2 separate regions of the Homo sapiens genome follow, and region 1 is linked to region 2. The links are chromatin loops, found by intact Hi-C in ENCODE. Cell type or tissue: heart right ventricle. All regions are shown on one strand. Each heading gives the region's core, and the rest is flanking DNA. Links, peaks and the distances in the headings are about the cores only.

The links. A loop is a pair of places that touch in the nucleus more often than their neighbours do. Peaks named below come from ENCODE experiments on the same cell type or tissue, not always from the same donor. Only the 100,000 strongest peaks of a DNase experiment are listed, where the experiment ranks them.
Region 1: a loop joins it to region 2, with 1.9 times the contacts of the local background. A loop is called at or near these places in 2 of 110 quality-filtered maps.

The regions. Positions count from the first base shown.
Region 1 is chr9:97,810,728-97,820,393 of GRCh38, reverse strand. All of the region lies in intron 1 of PTCSC2 (papillary thyroid carcinoma susceptibility candidate 2), which reads left to right. Among named protein-coding and RNA genes, the nearest start is that of PTCSC2, 38 kb to the left of the region's middle. In heart right ventricle, for the core only: no CTCF peak of the experiment used is centred there; no DNase peak of the experiment used is centred there; H3K27me3 peaks cover 1,614 bases.
Region 2 is chr9:97,735,504-97,745,169 of GRCh38, reverse strand. All of the region lies in intron 5 of PTCSC2 (papillary thyroid carcinoma susceptibility candidate 2), which reads left to right. Among named protein-coding and RNA genes, the nearest start is that of XPA, 43 kb to the right of the region's middle. RefSeq lists an enhancer at 3,578-3,687. In heart right ventricle, for the core only: a CTCF peak has its summit at 3,840; a DNase peak (open chromatin) is centred at 3,729; H3K4me3 peaks cover 1,144 bases; H3K27ac peaks cover 448 bases; H3K27me3 peaks cover 2,699 bases.

The DNA.
Region 1 (9,666 bases), core at 2,523-7,522, 75 kb before region 2:
CAGGGTCCTCATCTGAAAAATGGGAATCACTGAAGAACCCATCTGCAGGGTTGCTGGGAGGATGAAATGAGACAGTGGGGGTAAAGCAACTAGCAAGACCTGAGTTCTCTGCAGGAAGCCTGAACCTTTCAGGCAAAGCGAGGGAAGACAGAACCCTGAGACATGAGTGGGTAGAATGAGCTGAATCCTCAGGAGTAGCAAGGATGGATGGCTGAACTGTGCAGGCTTTATGGTGACCTCCCGCAGAGACCCACATGATGTTATCTGTGAGGGTTCAGAACTGCTAAGGGAATAAACAAGTCTAAGCTGCTGGGATGAAGCCAGTGAGGGCAGAAGTCCTCTGCCAGCCCCCTCTTCTCTGACCTTCTCTTTCTGCATGCCTTTCGCCTCACATTTCCCTCACCAGCTTCTCAAAGGCTCCTGTCTCTTCCTCCCACCTTCCAAGTCCCACCTACACACACACACACAAACACATACACACATACACACTCTCCTGGGACTCATACACTCTGTCCCAAGCACCAGCCATCACTTATCCCAACAGGTAGCCTTAGCAGTCTCCTATGCAGCTCTTCAGGGTCACTCACCCATTCACTCACTCATTCATTCATTCACCAAGCATTTCCCAAGATTTTGCCTGCCCTGTGCTGGTCCCACTGAGCTGAACAAGTCATGCCCCTCTGTCTGGTAAAGGAGCTTTCTTATCAGATCAGCAAGCTCTCAGTGATGCCTTTCAGCTACCTACCCTAACTACAGATATTTTTCTTTTTTCTTTTTCATTTTCTTTTTTTTTTTTTTTTTTTTTTCTGAGACAGAGTCTTGCTCTGTCGCCAGGCTGGAGTGCAGTGGTGCGATCTCGGCTCACTGCAACCTCCACCTCCCAAGTTCAAGCGATTCTCCTGCCTTATCCTCCTGAGTAGCTGGGACTACAGACGCATGCCACCACACCCAGCTAATTTTTGTATTTTTAGTAGAGACGGGGTTTCCCTGTTGGACAGGATGGTCTTGATCTCTTGACCTCATGATCCACCTGCCTTGACCTCCCAAAGTGCTGGGATTACAGGCATGAGCCACTGCGCCCAGCCTCCAGATATTTTTCTACCCTGTTGTCCTTAGGAACTCTTACCATTGGCATCCTATTTCTTATTTTTAAAAATATTAAAATATTACTATTCAAATAATGTTGAATTATATTATTAATGTTGTAACCCTTACCCAACCACCTGAACTTTCAGCTTTCATTTCTCCATGAATATCACTATGCTTATAGAGTTGATTTTGCTGGAAGGCAGTGTAACAAAGTGTTTAAAAGCTTGAACTTCGGGGTCAGCATGGATCACCTGGGCTTGAGTAATGTCTGTATGTTTTACTATCTGTGAGATCTTGAGAAAAGTCCTTTAACTTAACCAAATAAGTGAAAGATCTCATCAACAAAAACTATAAAACATGGATGAAAGAGATTGAAGAGGATACAAAAAATGGAAAGATATTCCATGTTCATGGATTGGAAGAATCAATATTGTTAAAATGTTCATAGTACCTAAAGCGATCTACATATTCAGTGCAATCCCTATCAAGATACCAAGGACACTCTTCACAGAAATAGAAAAATCAATCCTAAAACATATATGGATTTTATTTTATTTGTTGTGATTGTAAATGGGATTACTTTTTTATTTCTTTTCCAGAATGTTCACTCTTGGCATATAGAAATGCTACTGATTTTTGTGTGTTGATTTTGTATCCTGCAACTTCACTGAATTTGTTTATTAGTTCTAATACTTTTTTGGCAGAGTCTTTGGGTTTTTTAAAATATAAGATCATAGCACCTGTAAACAAAGATAATTTGACTTGTTCCTTTCCAATTTGGATGCCCATTATTTCTTTCTCTTGTCTAATTGCTGTAGCCAGAACTTCCCTAACCACATTTTTAAGGCCTCACAAATGCACACCTCTTTTTATGTGATATGTTAATAACCTCTTACAAAATTGAGCATCCAACTGTTATATAATCCAGTCATCAGGATGAGAAACAACACGGACACAAAAACAATATAATCAACCACTTTCAACATAGGTTAGAATCCTACAATCTGGGACTTATTTTTCAAATCCTCTACCCCAAGCAACAGTCATCAGAGGGTCTGGGGAAGAGAATGGAGCTGCAGCCTGTGAACCCAATCCTACATTAGGGAGAGGAGTCACATGGGTTGGAAATTTGAATTATGTCCACTACACTTATTCCGGTGGCCATTCTAATGCTCCATGTCCACTCTACCTCCCCAGCATCATCTTGATTTTGTCTCTCCTCTCCATTCCTTCTGTCAGTTACAAGACTATTGCAATCATCTCCTTACTGGTCTCCTTCTCCCAGTCTCTGCCCTCTCCAGTCTACCTCCCATACTAGCTTCCAGAGGGACCTTCTTTGAGCATAGTCTTGATAATGACACCTCCCTTCTCAAAAACGTACAATGACTTCTCATTGCCTACATAACAAAATTCAAACTGTAAGCCTGCCACTCAAAGCTGTCCATGATCTGGATTCTTTACCTCTCTCCAGACTTACTTCCCTCTTCCCCTTTCACACATCCTTTACTCCAACCAAATAGAGCTACCTGCTCTTCCCCAACTGTAGCCCCCTTGCTTTGCTTTTACTGTTCCTTCTGCCTGGAATGCCCTTCACAGAGCATCTCTGCAGACTGGCTCTTTCACTCTTCATCAGATGCCATCCCTCCATAAAGCCTTCTCTTTTTCCCAACTGGAAGTGATCTTTATTGCTTTGTGTAGTAGTCTTTGACTTACTCACCGACAAGGCCAGGAATGCTGCACTACACATCCCTGGGAATGGGGATGAGGGCATTCAGTTTGTAGTCTATGAGACTGGTTTTCCTTGGAGTTGTGCAGTAAGCACCACCTGTGCGGCCCTACATGATCACTCTGGGCAGGGCCACTTTAGCCACTGGAGACCAGAGTTACAGTCTTGGGAGTTTTCAAGAGCTTGCCCAAAATATATTGATTCCCAAACATAAAAAGAAAACTGTAAAATTGAAAATAATTCTAAATTTAAAAAAATTACTGAAATCTCCTATCTTTTACAGAAAAAACATTTAACTTTAACTGGTGGGATAAGGCTTACAAAAGAAAGAGTGATTAAGGCCCATGGTGACAATAATAATGATCATAGGTGACATTTATTGGGTGCTTACATGCTCTAAGCACTGTTCTAAGCGCTTTACATATTTTAAATTAATTTAACGTTTATAACACCTCTGTGAAGTTATGCTGCTAATATCCCTTTTTCACAGGTGAAGAAACTTAGATGTAGCTCAAGAATGTCTTAAAATGGCTCTGTTTGCCTGCATCATCCTTTAAGTCCTGGAAGCAGAGGCCATGAGTGATTAAATGCTATGTCCAGCTCAGGGCTTGGCATTGAGTAGGTGCTCAGGGCTATAAGATTAAGGAATAAATAAATAGTTGAGTTGATGCCCCTCCACAACATTTTAGATGTACTTCATTTATGGGATGCATTCCCTCCCTTATTAGGTTAGAGGATTTTTGTTCTTATATTCATCATCAGGCTCTTGTGAATTCAGTCACTTCTGTTGTAAGAAACAAGTTTGGGTTACTACTTTGCTAATGGACTATTGTGAGGATTCACAGAAGAAGATGCTTTTAACCTAGATATCCCATGCAAAGAGTGAGCTAAAGGGAGCTGAGATAGCTATTAATATATTATTGTCAAAACAGATTTTAAGTAAAGGGTTACAGGAGACAAAGAAGGACATCATATACTGATAAAATAGTCAATCCACTAATAAATATTAAATTTTATAATAATTATAAACATATACATATCTAAAAATAGAGTCCCAAAATATATGAAGCAAAAATTGACAAACTTGAAGAAAGAGACAGCTCTGCAGTCATAGTTGGAGACTTTAATATCTCTACTTTGAATAATGGATAGAACAACCAGATAGAAAATCAATAAGGAAATGGAAGACTTGAACAACACTATAAACCAATTAGACATAACGAACACATAAAACACTCCACTCAGCAATAGCAGAATATCCAGTCTTCTGAAGTACACATGGAACATTCTCCATGATAGGCCATATACTATGCCACAAAACAAGTCTTAATAAATTTTAAAAGATTAAAATCATAAACAGTATATTTTTCAACCATAATGGAATAAAATATGAAATTGATAACAGAAAGAAACTGAAAAACTCAAAAATATGTGGAAATTAAATAACATACTCTTAACCAATAGGTTAAAGAAGAAATCACAAGAGGAAATAAGAAAATACATTAAAACAAGTCAAAATGAAAAACACAACATAGCAAAACTTATGAGATACAGCAAAAGCAGTGTTCAGAAGGAAATTTATAACTGTAAGTATTTACATCAAAAAAGAAGAAAGATCTCAAATCAACAATCTAACAGTACATATTAAGGAACTAAAAAAAGAAGAGCAAATGAACACAAAGCTGGCAGAAGGAAGAAAATAACAAAAGATTAGAGAAGAGATAAGCAGAATAGAGAATAGAAAAATAGAGAAAAATCAATGAAACCAAAAGCTGGTTCTTTGAAAAGATCAACAAAATTGACAAACCTTTAGTTAGACTAAGAAACAGGAGGCCAGGCACGGTGGCTCAAGCCTGTAATCCCAGCACTTTGGGAGGCTGAGGTGGACAGATCGTGAGGTCAGGAGATCGAAACCATCCTGGCTAACACAGTGAAACCTCATGTCTACTAAAAATACAAAAAATTAGCTGGGCATTGTGGCATGCACTTCTAGTCCCAGCTATTCAGAAGGCTGAGGCAGGAGAATAGCTTGAACCCGGGAAGTGGAGGTTGCAGTGAGCCAAGATCACAGCACTGCACTCCGGCCTGGGCAACAGAGTGAGACTCCATCTCAAAAAAAAAAAAAAAAAAAGAAAGAAAGAAAAGAAAGAAAGAAAGAAAAAGAAAAGAAACAGTCCAGCCTGGGCAACAGAGTGAGACTCCGTCTCAAAAAAAAAAAAAAAAAAAGAAAGAAAGAAAAAGAAAAGAAACAGGAGACCCAAATTACTAAAATCACAAATGAAAGAAGGGCCATTACTACTGACTATAGAAATAAAAAGGATTATAAGAGAATGCTATGAAAAACTGTACAACAACAGACTGGATAACCTAGGTGAAATGGACAAATTTCTAAAAACACACAAACTTCCAGAACCGACACAAAACCTGCCAAGACTGAATTACAAACATATAGAAAACTCAAATAGACCTGTAAGAAGTAACAAAATTAAATCAGTAATCAAAAGCCTCTCAACAAAGAAAAATCCAGGACCAGAAGCTTTTATTGCTTTCACCACTTCTATTTAACATGGTACTGGATGTCCTAGCCAGGGGTAGTAGAAAAGAAATGGAAATAAAAGGCATCCAGATTGGAAACAAAAAAGCAAAACTATATTTTAAGATGACATAATTTTATATATGGAAAACCCTAAAGAATCCACCCACTTACACAAAAATGTGAGAGTTAGTAATGAATTTAGCAAAGTTGTAGGATACAAAATCTATGTACAAAAATCAGTTGTCTTTCTGTATACTAGCAATAAAAAATCCAAAGCAGAAATTAAGAAAACAATTCCATTTACAATAGCATCAAAAATAATAAAATATGCAGGAATAAATTTAACCAAGGAGGTGCAAGATGTACATTGAAAGCTACAAAACATTGCTGAAAGAAGTTAAAGAAAACCTAAATAAGTAAAAAGACATTCCTGTGTTTATGCGTTGTCAGACTTAATATTGATAAGATGTCAAGATTACCCAGTCATCTACAGACTCAATGCAATTCCCATAAAAAAATCCAATGGTTTCTTTTGCAGAAATGGAAAAACTCACCCTAAAATTTATGTGGAATTTCAAGGGATCCAGAATCGCCAAAACAATCTTAACAAAGAATGAAGTTGGAGGACTCTTTCATTCCAATTTCAAAACTTACCACAAAGCTACAGTAATCAAAACATGTGGTACTGGCATGCAGACCAGGGGAACAGGCTAATAGGCATATTAGACCAATGGAATAGAGTTAAGCATCCACAAATAAACCCTCACATCTATGGTCAGCTGATTTTTGAAAAGGGTGCCAAGGCCATTCAATGGGGAAAAACAGTCTCTTCAACAAATGGTGCTGGAAAAACTGGATATTCACATATAAAAGAATGAAGTTGGACCCTTACCTTATGTCATACACAAAAATTAATTCAAAATTGATTAAAGATCTAAATGTAAGAGCTAAAATTATAAAAACCTTGGAAAAAAATCATAGGGGCAAATCTTCATGACCTTGATTTGGTAATGGTTTCTTTTCTTTTGTTTTCTTTTCCTGAGACAGGTCTTACTCTGTGGCCTAGGCTAAAGTTCAGTGGTGCGATCACGGTTCACTGCAGCCTCAATCTCTTGGGCTCAAGTGATCCTCCCAACTCAGCCTGTCGAGTAACTGGGACTACAGGTGGACGCCACCACACCTGGCCAACTTTTGTATTTTTTGTAGCAACAGGGTTTTGCCATGTTGCCCAGGCTGGTCTTGAATTCCTGGGTTCAAGCGATCCACCCAACTCGGCCTCCCAAAGTGCTGGGATTACAGGTGTGAACCCACTGCACCCGGCCTGGCAATGGTTTCTTAACATCATTTTTTGACATTAAAAGCATAGGCAACAACAGCAAAAATAGATACATTGTACCTTCTCAAAACCAAAAACTTTCTTGAATCAAATGAAACTACCAAGTGAGTAAAAAGACAATCCATGGAAAGGGAGAAAATATTTTCATATCACACATTTGATAAAGTTTAATATCCAGAATATACAAAGAATTCTTACAACTGAAGAACAAAGAAACACCCAAACTACCCAATTAAAAATGGACAAAAGACTACAACAGACATTACTCCAAAGAAGTTATATAGGTGGCCAATCAGCATGTGAAAAGAAGCTCAACCTTATTGGTCATTATGGATATGCAAATAAAAACCACAATGAGATATCATTTCACATCTACTAGAAAAGGTAAAATTAAAAATGTGAAAAATAACAAGTGTTGGAGATGATGTAGAAAAACTGGAAACCTCATACACTGCTCTTGGGAATGTAAAATGGTGCAGCTACTGTTGAAACACTTTGGCAGTTCCTTAAAAAGTTAACTATAGAGTTACCATATGACCCAACAATTTCACTCCTAGGTATATACCCAAAGTAACTGAAAACAAGTGTTGAAAGAAACACTTGTACAAGAATGTTCACAGCAGCACTATTCAAAAATAGCTAAAAGGTGAAAACAATCCGTGTTCAGCAACAGAGGAATAAACAAAATGTGGTATGTATGTGTGTGTATATATATATATATATATATGTGTATATGTGTATATATGTATACACATATATATGTGTATATATATGTATATATGTGTATATATATGTGTATATATATACACATATATATGTCTCCTATATATATGTGTGTACATATATTCCTATATATGTGTGTATATATTTCTATATACATCTGTATGTATATAGGAATATTATTCAGCCATAAAGAAGGAATGCAGTGCTGATATATGCAACAAAATGTATGAACCTTGAAAACATTATGCTAAGTGAAAAAAGCCAGACACAAAGGGACAAACATTGTATTATTCCACATATATAAAATATCTAGAATAGGCAAATTTATACAGACAGAAAGTAGATTAGAGCTTACTAGGGACTGGGGACCAAGGGAATGGGAAGTTATTGTTTAGTGACTACACAGTTTTTGTTTGGAGTGACCAAAAAAATTTGGGACTAGATGGTGGTAACAGTTGTACAACACTGTAAATGTAATTAATGCCACTGAATTGCATACTTAAACGTGGTTAAAATGGCAGATTTTCTGTTACACATGTATTTTACCACAATCAAAAGAAGAAAAAACTTGTATGTCTCTGCCTGCCCCTCCCAAGGTTACTATAGCACCTGACACAAAATAGAAACACAGTAGGTGTTTGAACTGAGTTAGGCCCGAGGCTGGGAGCCCAAGAGCCTATGCAGAAAATGTTTAATGCTTCTGTTTTCTACAGAAATATTTATAGATTGACCATACAAAAGATAGTCAACCTTTTTCCTTCCTAGAGCTACCAGTGAATCTGGTGCCAAGGCAAGAGAGGAAAAGTCGATTTCTTATCTTTCTGAGACTGGCGGTGGCCCTTGCCAATTCAAGGTAAGTACATTTTTCCACAGAGCTGTTTTCCTCTCAAGGAGCTCTAGTTGTATTTGGAGAGTTCTTCTCCAACTAGTTCAGGCAATACAGCTACTCAGGGTTGAAGAAGGAGAGCTAATCTCAGAAGGATGAGTCACTGTGGTTTTCAGAGCCAGGATGAAGGGGGAATAAGGGCAAATTCAAAACAAGTGGAGGGGATGCTGCAGCACATGTGAGATGGAGGGCATGACAGTTCACTCCATACAGTCGTAGGTATGAAAACAAATTGCTATGTTCATACCATCGGCAGCAGACATGACAATCAGCGCCTTTGTCCGTAGCAGCTTGGAGTTGAGTGGGGTTTTTGCAGATAGTTGCCCTCATTTTGGAAGGGCATCTGGTCTCCATGTGAAATTCCTCAGCCCCTTATTAAGCACCTACTATCTGCCAGGCACTGGCAGGATGCCAGGAATACAAAATGAATGAGGTAAGGAATGAAGTACTGTACATGCCACAACATGGATAAAACTAAAAAAAAAATTATGCTAAGTGTAAGAAGCCGGACACAAAAGACCACATATTATATGATTCTGTTGATACATAATGTCAGAAAAAGCCAATCTATAGAAGCAACTGATAGTGGTTTGCCTGGGGCTGGCAATGGAAATAAGGATTGATTGCAAATGGGCATGAGGAATCTTTGTGGGATGATGGAAAGACTTCTGAAACTAGACTATGGTGATGGTTACACAATTCCGTGAATTTACTAAAAGTCATAGCATTGTACACTTAAATGGGTGAATTTCATGGTGTGTAAGTTATACTTCAATAAAGCTTTACAAAAATTGTGAGGTTGGCCAGGCACGGTGGCTCACTTCTGTAATCCCAGCACTTTGGGAGGCTGAGGGGGGTGGATCACTTGGGGTCAGGAGTTTGAGACCAGGCTGACCAACATTGTAAAACCCCGTCTCTACTAAAAATACACAATTAGCCGGGTGTGGTGGTGCACACCTATAGTCCCAGCTATTCGGGAGGCTGAGGCAGGAGAATCGCTTGAACCCGGGAGGCGGAGGTTGTAGTGAGCCGAGATCATGCTATTGCACTCCAGCCTGGGCAACAAGAGCAAAACTCCATCTCACAAAAAAAAAAAAAAAAAAAAAAAAAAAAATTTGAGGCCCCAGACTCTTCTTTGGGAATGTGGGCCTTCGTCAGGGAGAGGGACTTGGAGGATGCACATTTGACGTTGAGGTGGAGCCAGCATGTGCCAGACGCAGCTCCAGCACTCAGGGGGAAGTAGGGGGAAGGGGACAGGCCCTTTTCCACTGTGGGAAGCACACCATGCCCCCAGTGCACATTCTACACCTCTGCCACAGGCCCTTCTCACTCTTACCACCTTGGTCCTTGTCACCACCTGCCCCTGAGGG
Region 2 (9,666 bases), core at 1,898-6,897:
GCAGCACGCCTGGGAGACCTGTTCTTGGAGCCTCAGGGAACCCCAGCCCTGCCACTCACCAGCTGTGTGACCTTGGGACAATCTCCAGAATATGAGCCTCAGTTCTCGCATCTGTAAAACGCAGATTACACTGTCTGCCCTGACTGGCTGTTTGAACATATGTAGGATGGCAGATGTGAAAGCACTTTGTGAACCCTGGTGTACTCTGTCCGTGTGAGGGCTTATTCCTGGGTGCCAGTCTGGGTGGTCAGGATGCTGAACTGTGTTTCTTTATTGGGCTGTAGTGTTTATGAAGGGATAACATGAGAACCCTCCACGTGAGGATAGCCCTAGATCTTGTCTGAGTCACTGTTGAGCATTTTATCTCCTGCCTTGTTCAGTGTCCACTGTGTGAAGACATACTTGCTCAGTTATTCCTAGAATACAACATAAAGGAAAGATGTGTGTTTCTTGAAAAGCAAAACTGATTCCTTTTTATCAGAAAGTGAAAATTATATCATCCGCCCTGATTTTCGTTTTGCCTCAGCTGTCTGGAGGCTCAAGGTAAAACTTAAGTGCAATAATAACAATATAGGTGCTTATTATATAACTTGCTTATTGTATAATTTTCTTTCTCTCATTTTTACCTGATTTTATTTTTTCTACTGATGTTTCAGAGTCAGTTGATGCCAAGCTGATCCAAAGGCAAGAATCATGTTAACAAGCCTGTATTAGTCCGTTTTCACACTGCTAGTAACGATACTACCTGAGACTGGGTAATTTATAAACAAAAGAGGTTTAATTGACTCACAGTTCCACATGGCTAGGGAGGCCTCAAGAAACTTACAATCATGGCAGAAGTCAAAGGGGAAGCAAGGACCTTCTTCATATGGCAGCAGGAGAGAGAGACAGTGCAGAGGAAAGTGCCAGACACTTATCAAACAACCAGATCACGTGAGAACTCACTCACTGTCACGAGAATAGTAAGGGGGAAATCCGCCGCCACAATCCAGTCGTCTCCCATCAGATCCCGCCTTTGACATGTGGGGATTACAATTGGAGATGAGATTTGGGTGAGGACACAGAGCCAAACCATATCAAAGCCCCAAACAGACCATTCCAGCCATCAAGAGCAACTATGACAAACGGGGAGGTAAAGTACACTTTACCACTGGTATTAGTTTCCTGTGGATGCTGTAAAAAACTTTACCACAAACTTGGTGGCTTGAAACTACAGAAATGTATTCTCTCTTTTCTGGAGGACGGAAGTCCCAAATCAAGGTGCCAGCAGGGCTGTACTTCCTCCGGAGGCTCCAGCAGGAGAATCCATTCCTTGCCTCTTCCAGATTCTGGTTGCTGCCAGTATTCCGTTGCTTGCGGCTGCATCACTCCAATCTCTGCCTCTGTCTTCATATCACCTTCTCTTCTATGTGTCTTCTGTCTGTGTCAAACGTCCCTCTTTTAAAAAATACATGTGATTGATGCAGGTCCTACCCAGGTAATACAGGATAAGTTCCTTATCTCAAGATCTTTAACTGAATCACGTTGTTCACCATATAAAGTAATGTTCACAGGATCTGGGAATTAGGACATAGACATTTCTTGTCTATGTGAAGACATTTCATTCCTTCACATCATTTTAGAGCCCTACAGTCATAGAATCATCCACCTCTCTCATTTGTGATATAGCTTAAGTGATTAGGAACACAAGTTCCGATTTCTGACTCCTGGGTTCCCATCCTAGCTCTGTCATTTGCTGTGGGATTTTGGGGAAATTACTGAATATCGTAGAATCTCAGTTTTTGTTTTTTTTTTCATTTGAAAACTCAAGGATAGTATCTACCTTATAGGGTTGAAATAGGGATTAAACAAAATACTCTGTAAAAACACAAAATACAGGAGCTCTCAAGATTTGAAGGGCACTTACAGACTATATAATCCCATCTCTCTAACTTAGCACTGATGAGTCTCAATCTGATTTTAGGTCATCAGGGACAAATCATTTTTAATGGTTGGAAAATTATTTTTATTGTAGTAGGAACTACTAGCACATAAATCTCATTTTATTTCACAGATACAGCTTAGCAAAAATTTAATAAGCAAGTTGATATAAGAAAAACGTTGAATCAGTAATACTACAAGTTGTGAATCAGGTTCACTGTGTACTGGTTACCAACTTGTCTGAGTGGGATGAGATAGAACGCCCACACACAACAAGTTACATGAAGTGGGTTCACTGCTTACAGAGATGCAGCAAGGGACTGTAGAAGCGTAGGACGCATTTGAGGCCTGAGCCCTAAGGCTCCGGAAAGCTGTCCAGGGGAAAGGAATCTCGACTGTGTGTCTCCCACTTGTACGGCAGCGGAGGACCCTGGAAAGCAGCCTGTCCTGGGTTTTATACCCCGGAAAACAAGACTCGCTGGACTAAAGCGTTGAAAGACATTCTGTTCTGGGGAGGACTGGCACAGAGCCAGGCTGTTCCAGCCAGCCACTCCCTATCTCAGGATGTTGCCCTTCCAGCATATTCTACAGTTATTCTTGAGAACTACAAGGCAGAAAGGGGGTAGAACTGGATGAGTCCAAGGTCGCCTGGAGAAGTATCCCACACAGGTGGTACACAGACATGGCCAAATTAGAAATGCATGAAGTTCCAACACTCTGCAGTAGCCAAAGCACAAATCCAGCAGGATCCCAGACAGTGAAAGCCCATCATTCTTTTTTCTTTCCTGTGTGTGTGGTTTTGTTTTGTGTGTGTGTGTGTGTGTGTGTGTGTGTGTGAGACAGGGTCTCTCGTTCTGTCGCCCAGGCTGGAGTGCAGTGGTGCAATCACAGCTCATTGCAGCCTCAAACTTCCAGACTCAGACGATCCTCGTGCCTTAGCCTCCCTAATAGCTGGGACTAAAGAGGAGTAAGACACTGGGCCGCCTTCTTTCTTCTTCTCTTCTTCTTCTTCTTCTTCTTCTTCTTCCTTCTTCCTCTTCCTCTTCTTCCTCTTCTTCTTCTTTCTTCTTCTTTTCTTCCTTCTTCCTCTTCCTCTTCCTCTTCTTTTCTTCTTCCTCTTCCTCCTCTTCCTCTTCCTCTTCTTCCTTCTTCCCTCCTCCTCCTCCTCATCTTCTTCTCCTTCTCCTTCTTCTCCTTCTTCCTCTTCCTCTTCTTTTTTTTCATAGAGACAGGATTTCACCATGTTTTCCAGGCTGGTCTTGAACTCCTGGGCTCAAGCGAGCCTCCCCGCACCGGCCTTTGGGAGCCGACAAGGAATCCCTGTCTTCTAGTAGTCTTCAAAGCCAGATCCAGCTTGTCTAGGTTAAGGATTCGATGCCTCCAATGAGGCAGAGAAAATGAACATGCCCGTTCCCCCAAGGCCTTCAAGAGCCTCCAGGCTCACAGAGATTAACTTGTCCTCACCCGCCTGCCTGCCTTTTGTGCAGATCTCTGCATTGTCCTGAAGAAAGACTCCGGCACTCGGGCTGAAACTCCGTGTGCCGATGACCCTGGCCTTGTCCCGGGAGGCACTGGAAGGGATGGCGCCCGTCGCGCTCCTGAAGGCCCGGAGCCACCCGCTGTGAGCAGATAACCGGCAGCACTGGGCAGCGCGGAGGCGGCCCCACGAGGACTCAGCCCCGGGCTGGGAGTCAGGGATTCGCCCTGAAGCCTTGCAGGTGCCCCCGTCACCGGGCGTCGGATTCCCGCGGGACGCGGTTTTCCCCACGGCTGGGCCTCCCTTTGGGCGAGTCCCCAGCACAATGCGCGTCATCCCGCAGACCTGCCCGGCAGAGGCGGGCGGGCAGGAGCGCGCTTGGCTTCCTGTCTCGCTGAATGGCTTGAATGGGCGCTGGGCCCGTTCCTAATCCCCTAGCGGCTGACTGTCCCGGCAGGGGCGGAGGAGGGCGGGGGGGCTTGCAGCCCTGGCGTCTCCTCGCAGGCTGCAGGCAGTGGGGCCCGCCTGTTCTAGTTCCGCCTACCTTTCCAGGGTGAGACCGGCAAGGGGACTCTAGGCAGGCAGGCGCCCTCCTGGAACCTTCCGCCCTTCTCCCAGGACTATTCCTGTTCAGAGTTGCGTGTGCTAAGGTTACAAGCAGGGCGCTAGTGGTGGAGAAGAGCTTCAAGATCCAGCGCATCAGAACCGGAAACGCCCTTACTTATCATCCCCCTTCTCATTTTACCAGTGAGGAAACAAGTTCTAATGGTTCAGGAACTGCACACAATGAGTAAGTGAGAGACATAAAAGAGTCAAGGCTTCAGTCAGGTGGCCTTTCCAGTAGACCAGCTGTCTCCCAAACCTATTCCCTGCAGCATCCCCAAAGACTAGGAGATATTTAGTGCTCCTGACAAAAAAAGTTAAGCGAAGGCCCTCAGAAGTCCTGCAGTGTGTTAACGTGGACGATGTTAATGCAACCCTTTCCAAACTTACTTGGTAGCTCCTTCTTTTTTCACATGGCACCTTTTCTCAGAAGCAGAACTCTGAATCACACGATCTGGAAATTCTGCACTAGACCCTGCTGTAAATTTTCCAGAAGTGATTATGAAGAAGATGAGGATATTTCTGTTTAAAATTTGTTGAGTGTCATCCAGGTGGAAGGCTGTAAAATAAGAGGGATCCCTTTATAGATTCAGAGTCACCCGGTGCTTATTGGGCATCTGTTACTACCAGGTGTGTTCCATCTCAATTATCTCTGCTCAGCCTCCTAACAACCCTGTTGGATGATTAATAGAACCTCAACTTTACAATCGTGGAAACTGAGGCACATGGAACTGAGTAACTTGCTTAAGGTCACACAGCTAACAGCAAAAGTGGGTTTCAAGCCAAGTCTGAAATCCGGGGCCCTTGTTCTTCTGCCATGCCCCCTTGCTCCTCTTTCCATACAGTCTGTTAATGAGGCAAAAATGCTGAACTGGAAATAAAAGAAAAAACCCTGAGTTCATGCCCCATTCCACTCCTGTTGCACTGTGTGACCTTGGACAAGACCCTGTCCTCCCAGGTCTAAGGCATCCCCCCAACAATGGGAGGGTTAGAACAAGTTCCCAGTCCCTACATGACTTTCCTGCTCCAGCATCCCATGGCTCCACCACTCTGGTCCTCAGACCCAGTGGTCTAGAGGTTGTGCTATCAGGGACATAGATCATCCTGGGGAGTCGTCAGTTCAGGAACTGGGTGACATAAGGCTGGGCTCATGTCTGACAGACACCAGGACAGACCAGACCAGTAGCCTGTCTGAGAAGGCAGAGCATATGCCAGCTCACTTCTAGCACCTTGTCAGAGCCATGGGAAACTGTCACCCAGGGGCTCAGGGATGGAGTCAAGCCCTGTATGGTTCTGGTTCTTGGTAGCATGACTTGTGACACCCTCACAGGTGTTCCCCTCCTTCATGAGTGGTGAAGAAACTTGCAAGACTGGTGAGGGTGGGGCCAGGAAAGGAGCAGGCAAGTGGTGAGAGGGCATGGAGGTATAGACCTAACTTGGACTTACTTCATATAAACAATATTTGCCATTATGTAGCCAGCTGGTTCACCCACTCTGCCATTTTTTTTTTTAGAAGGTGGTAGTCTTAGTTTGGGTTATTCCAGAAGCAGACTCTAAGACAAAGATTCAAATGCAAGTAGTTTGTTTGGGAGGGGATGCTGCTAGGGAGCATGGAAGTAAAGCAGGAGAGGGGAAGAACAATCATGGTGTGTTAGCAAGCAAGCCTCCCCTGTAGGCAACTGGAGCTGGGTCCTGCTGGGGGCTCTGGGAGCCAGTGCGGCCCATATGCACAGCCCCTGAGTTCCCAGGGGCAAGGCAGCTGGAGGGTGTGTCCGCCAACTCCTGTCAGCCACTGGCTGAGGACTGCTCCCAAGGAGGGGCTGTTAATTCCCCCAGCACATCTGGCCTGTGCCAGAAATGACCAGCAGGAGATACCCCAGGTGGCATATCAGGTGCTGAGGGCCTGTGGATGAGGCAACAAAGTGGCTGCCTCAGATGTTTAGGGAGCCAGAAGCTGGAACACCAGGGAAGGGGTCTAAACTCCACAAATCACTAGGCAAGTAAGGTTCACTGAGTGCTTGCCTTCTTTAAGCTGCAGAGGAATTTTGATGGAACTTTTTCATCTGTTGAATGGGAGTGGAATGCTGTCCTGCCTATCACAAACAGGACCAAATCATGAGTTATTAAAAGGCAACGATGAGTATGTGCTTACCTCTCTCAAATCCATTCCTCCCATCTGCCTGCCCCGATACCACATACCAGTTCTCATTCACTTCAGCTAGGACTGTGCTCACTGAGGTCATCTACATAACCTCCTGCCCATCCTGGTCAAGGAGCCATCTCCCTTAGAGCAGGAAAGGACTTTAGTCTAGAAATTATTTTTAGGTTCAAGGGGAAGTAGAATGATATATCAGAAATAATATGAACCTGGATTTAAATCTCAGTTTATTCATTCATTCACCCAACATTCTTATTTAGTTATTTATTTATTTAAGACAGGATCTTGCTCTGTTGTCCAGGCTGGAATGCAGTGGTGCGATCATGGCTCATTGCAGCCTCAAACTCTTGGGCTCAAGCCATCCTCTCACCTCAGCCTCCTGAGTAGCTAGAACTACAGTCATGTGCCACCACACATAGTTAATTTTTTTTTTCTTTTGTAGAGAAAGAGTTTCACTATGTTGCCCAGTTGCCCAGGCTGATCTTGAACTCCTGGCCTCAAGGGATCATCCTGCCTCAGCGTCCCAATTAGCTGGAATTACAGGCACAAGGCACCACACCTGACTCACTCAATATTTACTGAGGACCTACCATAAGATAGGAGCTGAGGGTGCTTTTTTAAAAAAATGTTTATTTTAGGTTGAGGGGTACATGTGTAGGTTTATTTTATAGGTAAACTCCTGTCATGGGGGTTTGTTGAACAGATTATTTCGTCAGAGGGCGCTTGATGAAGACATAGTTCCAAAGGAGCAATGTGTCCCTGGGTAGGCAGGCACTTTGCCTTTGCTTGGCTTCAGTCTCTCCGTCTGTGAAGTGGGCCAGGTGGTTCCTGAGGTCCCTTCTAACACTATGACTGTTTGTTGTTGTTTTTTTTTTTTCTAATTACCGTGCTCCCAGGCTCATTGAGATCTGCAGGGGGTCGACAGAGGAAATGAGGCCAGGGTCTTACTGAGGCGGGGGCTATGGGTTGGTGAAGGGAAAGCTCCACGCGGAGCCCTCCAGTGAGACTGCCACAGTTCCTGGGCTTCCTCTGCTGGGAACGCTGCCTAAGCTCTGCAAACAGCAGCTGAGGATGGTGGATTTGGTCAGCATTAAGCTGTATTAAGTCGAGCTGTTTCTACAAAGACTACATTTTGGGATAAACATGGTACCAAAGCCACACTAAGACAATATAGCTCTTGGAAGAAGGGGCTTCATGCCACCCTCAGCACCTAGTGCAGAGAACTGTTCTCCTAACGCACCCACATACAGACTTCCTGAGGAGAAATTCCTGCAGCATCCCCACCCTCTGTTCCTGCCGGGAACAAGTCCCTTAGCCCAGGGAGAGGCATATGACCCAAGCTGAGCCAATCAGAGGAGCCATCCTCCTGGCTACTGTGATTGGTCCAGTGTGGTCATGTGACATAGCCTGGCAAATTAGAGTCCTTTTCCCGGGATGTTTTTTAGCTGGTGGGAAAGAATCCTCTCCTGATAGGTCATGGAATGGTGAACTGAGAGGTTTTGGAAGTCATGTCCTCACCCCATAGGAAACCTCTGTGGCAGGGCAGAAGGAAGCCAACAGTTAGAGATGAGAAGCTGAGAAGAGAGAGTCTTGCTGATGTCTAAGTCCCTGTCCCCGACTGCCCTAAGGCCAACCCCACCCCTGCCCTTCTTGGTTATTTAAAACAACAAAATGACTACTTTACTTAAGCTAGTGTGAGTTTGATTTCCGTCACTCAAACCAAGAGAGTCCTAAATGAGACCAGCATCTTCCATTTATTAAGCTCACTTATGTGCTGGGAGCTTTTCACTGTATCACTTTATGTAATCTTGCACACAGTCACATGAACCATATGGCCATTTTATAGACAAGGAAGCTGAGACACAGAGGGCTGAGGGATGTACCTAGGGCCACCCAGCTGTTAGTAAGTGGCCAAAGAGGGATTCAAACCCAGGTCTGCCTAACACCAAACCCATGTCCCTAACTCTTGCCACAGTGCTATTCACACTATGCCCTGAAGCTTCTCCAGTTCTCACTCTCTGGGATGGGCAGCTTCAGAACAGACTCAGCTTCCATGACTTGACCTTTTGTGTACTGGCTTCTTGTACCGCGTATGAACTGCACATAAAATTACTCCCATAAATAATTTTTCAATACAAGATCTTATGATGGTTCTTAGCAGCTTAGCGGGTTAGAGTCAAAGTCTCCATGCTGGATCTGTCCTCACACCTTCACCCAACTAAGTAAATACTTTTTATTGACATCCCCTTTGGAAAGTGAGACTTTTCTGATCTGATCAAATCCTGGCCTTAAGAACGACAACCAATATTGTAATCTTCAAAGGCTCAGACAGGTGAAATGACTTGCCTAGGGTCACTCAGCTTGCCAGGGTCAGAACAGAAATTGGAACCCAATTATTCATTTTGTCTAGTCCTAACAAATTTCTGAGTCCTTATAGTCCTCAGGGTTCCAAACCTTCTGTCGCAAGACCTCTGCATCCAGGCACAGATGACGGTGGTGGTGACGCCAGCACTGGTAGAGAGAGGTGCAGAGAGCCCCACCTTTTTGCTTGGAATTGGTGAGAGCTTGTGCTTACCTCATTAAAACTTCTTGTGGGAGCTCCTGTGGAAAATGCTGTGGTCAGGAAGTTAGGGTAGAGTACCTGCCCTTCCCTCTAACAATAGAGCATTCCTCCAAAACCAGTGTAGGCTGGAGGAGGCCATGGGCTAGCTCAGGTCTAGCCTTGGCACTGGCAATCACTGATTCACATTGAATATGTACATCACCATCATCATCACCACCACCTACTCTTCTTCCAAGAAGACAAATAATAACCACCACTTATATCAAGCAGTCTTATATGTGCAGACATTCACAACAGCCCAGTGGAGGACGCGCTATAGTCATGCCACATGACAGATGATGAACCTAAGGTACAGAGCAATTAAATGACAGGGCCTAGGCATTGCAACACAACTGCAAGTGGCAGAACTGGGATTTGAACCAGGCATTCTAGCTCCAGAGTCCATTCTATTAGTCATCTCGCTACATTATCTTCCTTTTGAATCATGAATCAGGGTATTCTCTGGCAATCAAACCATTCCAGATTCGGTGGGGAAAAGGATACATCAGATAGCATGTTTCTGAGGCTGAAATCACCAATTTTGTATTAATAGAATAGGGTATTATCTATGTATTAGAGTAAGTTAATCCAATATCTATTTGGAGGGAGCCCACGGGGCTAACTGTATGGTTTAAAGAAATGGGGAAAAGTTCCGTTCTCTGTTATTTATATGGGCAGATTGAATGAGCATTATCTCCGCAAGGTCTTCCCAGTACTTTATAGTTTGCAAAGCAAACTTTAATGTCTCTGAACTCTAAGGATACTCTGGCAAGCAAAGATAGTCTCTCATTTTACTAATTAGGAAACTGAGGCCAGAGAGGGAAAGGCACCTGCTCTGTGCATCATGCGTGCATGCACATGTGCCTGTGTATGTGTGTTTCTGTGTGCAAGAAAGGCCTTGAATGC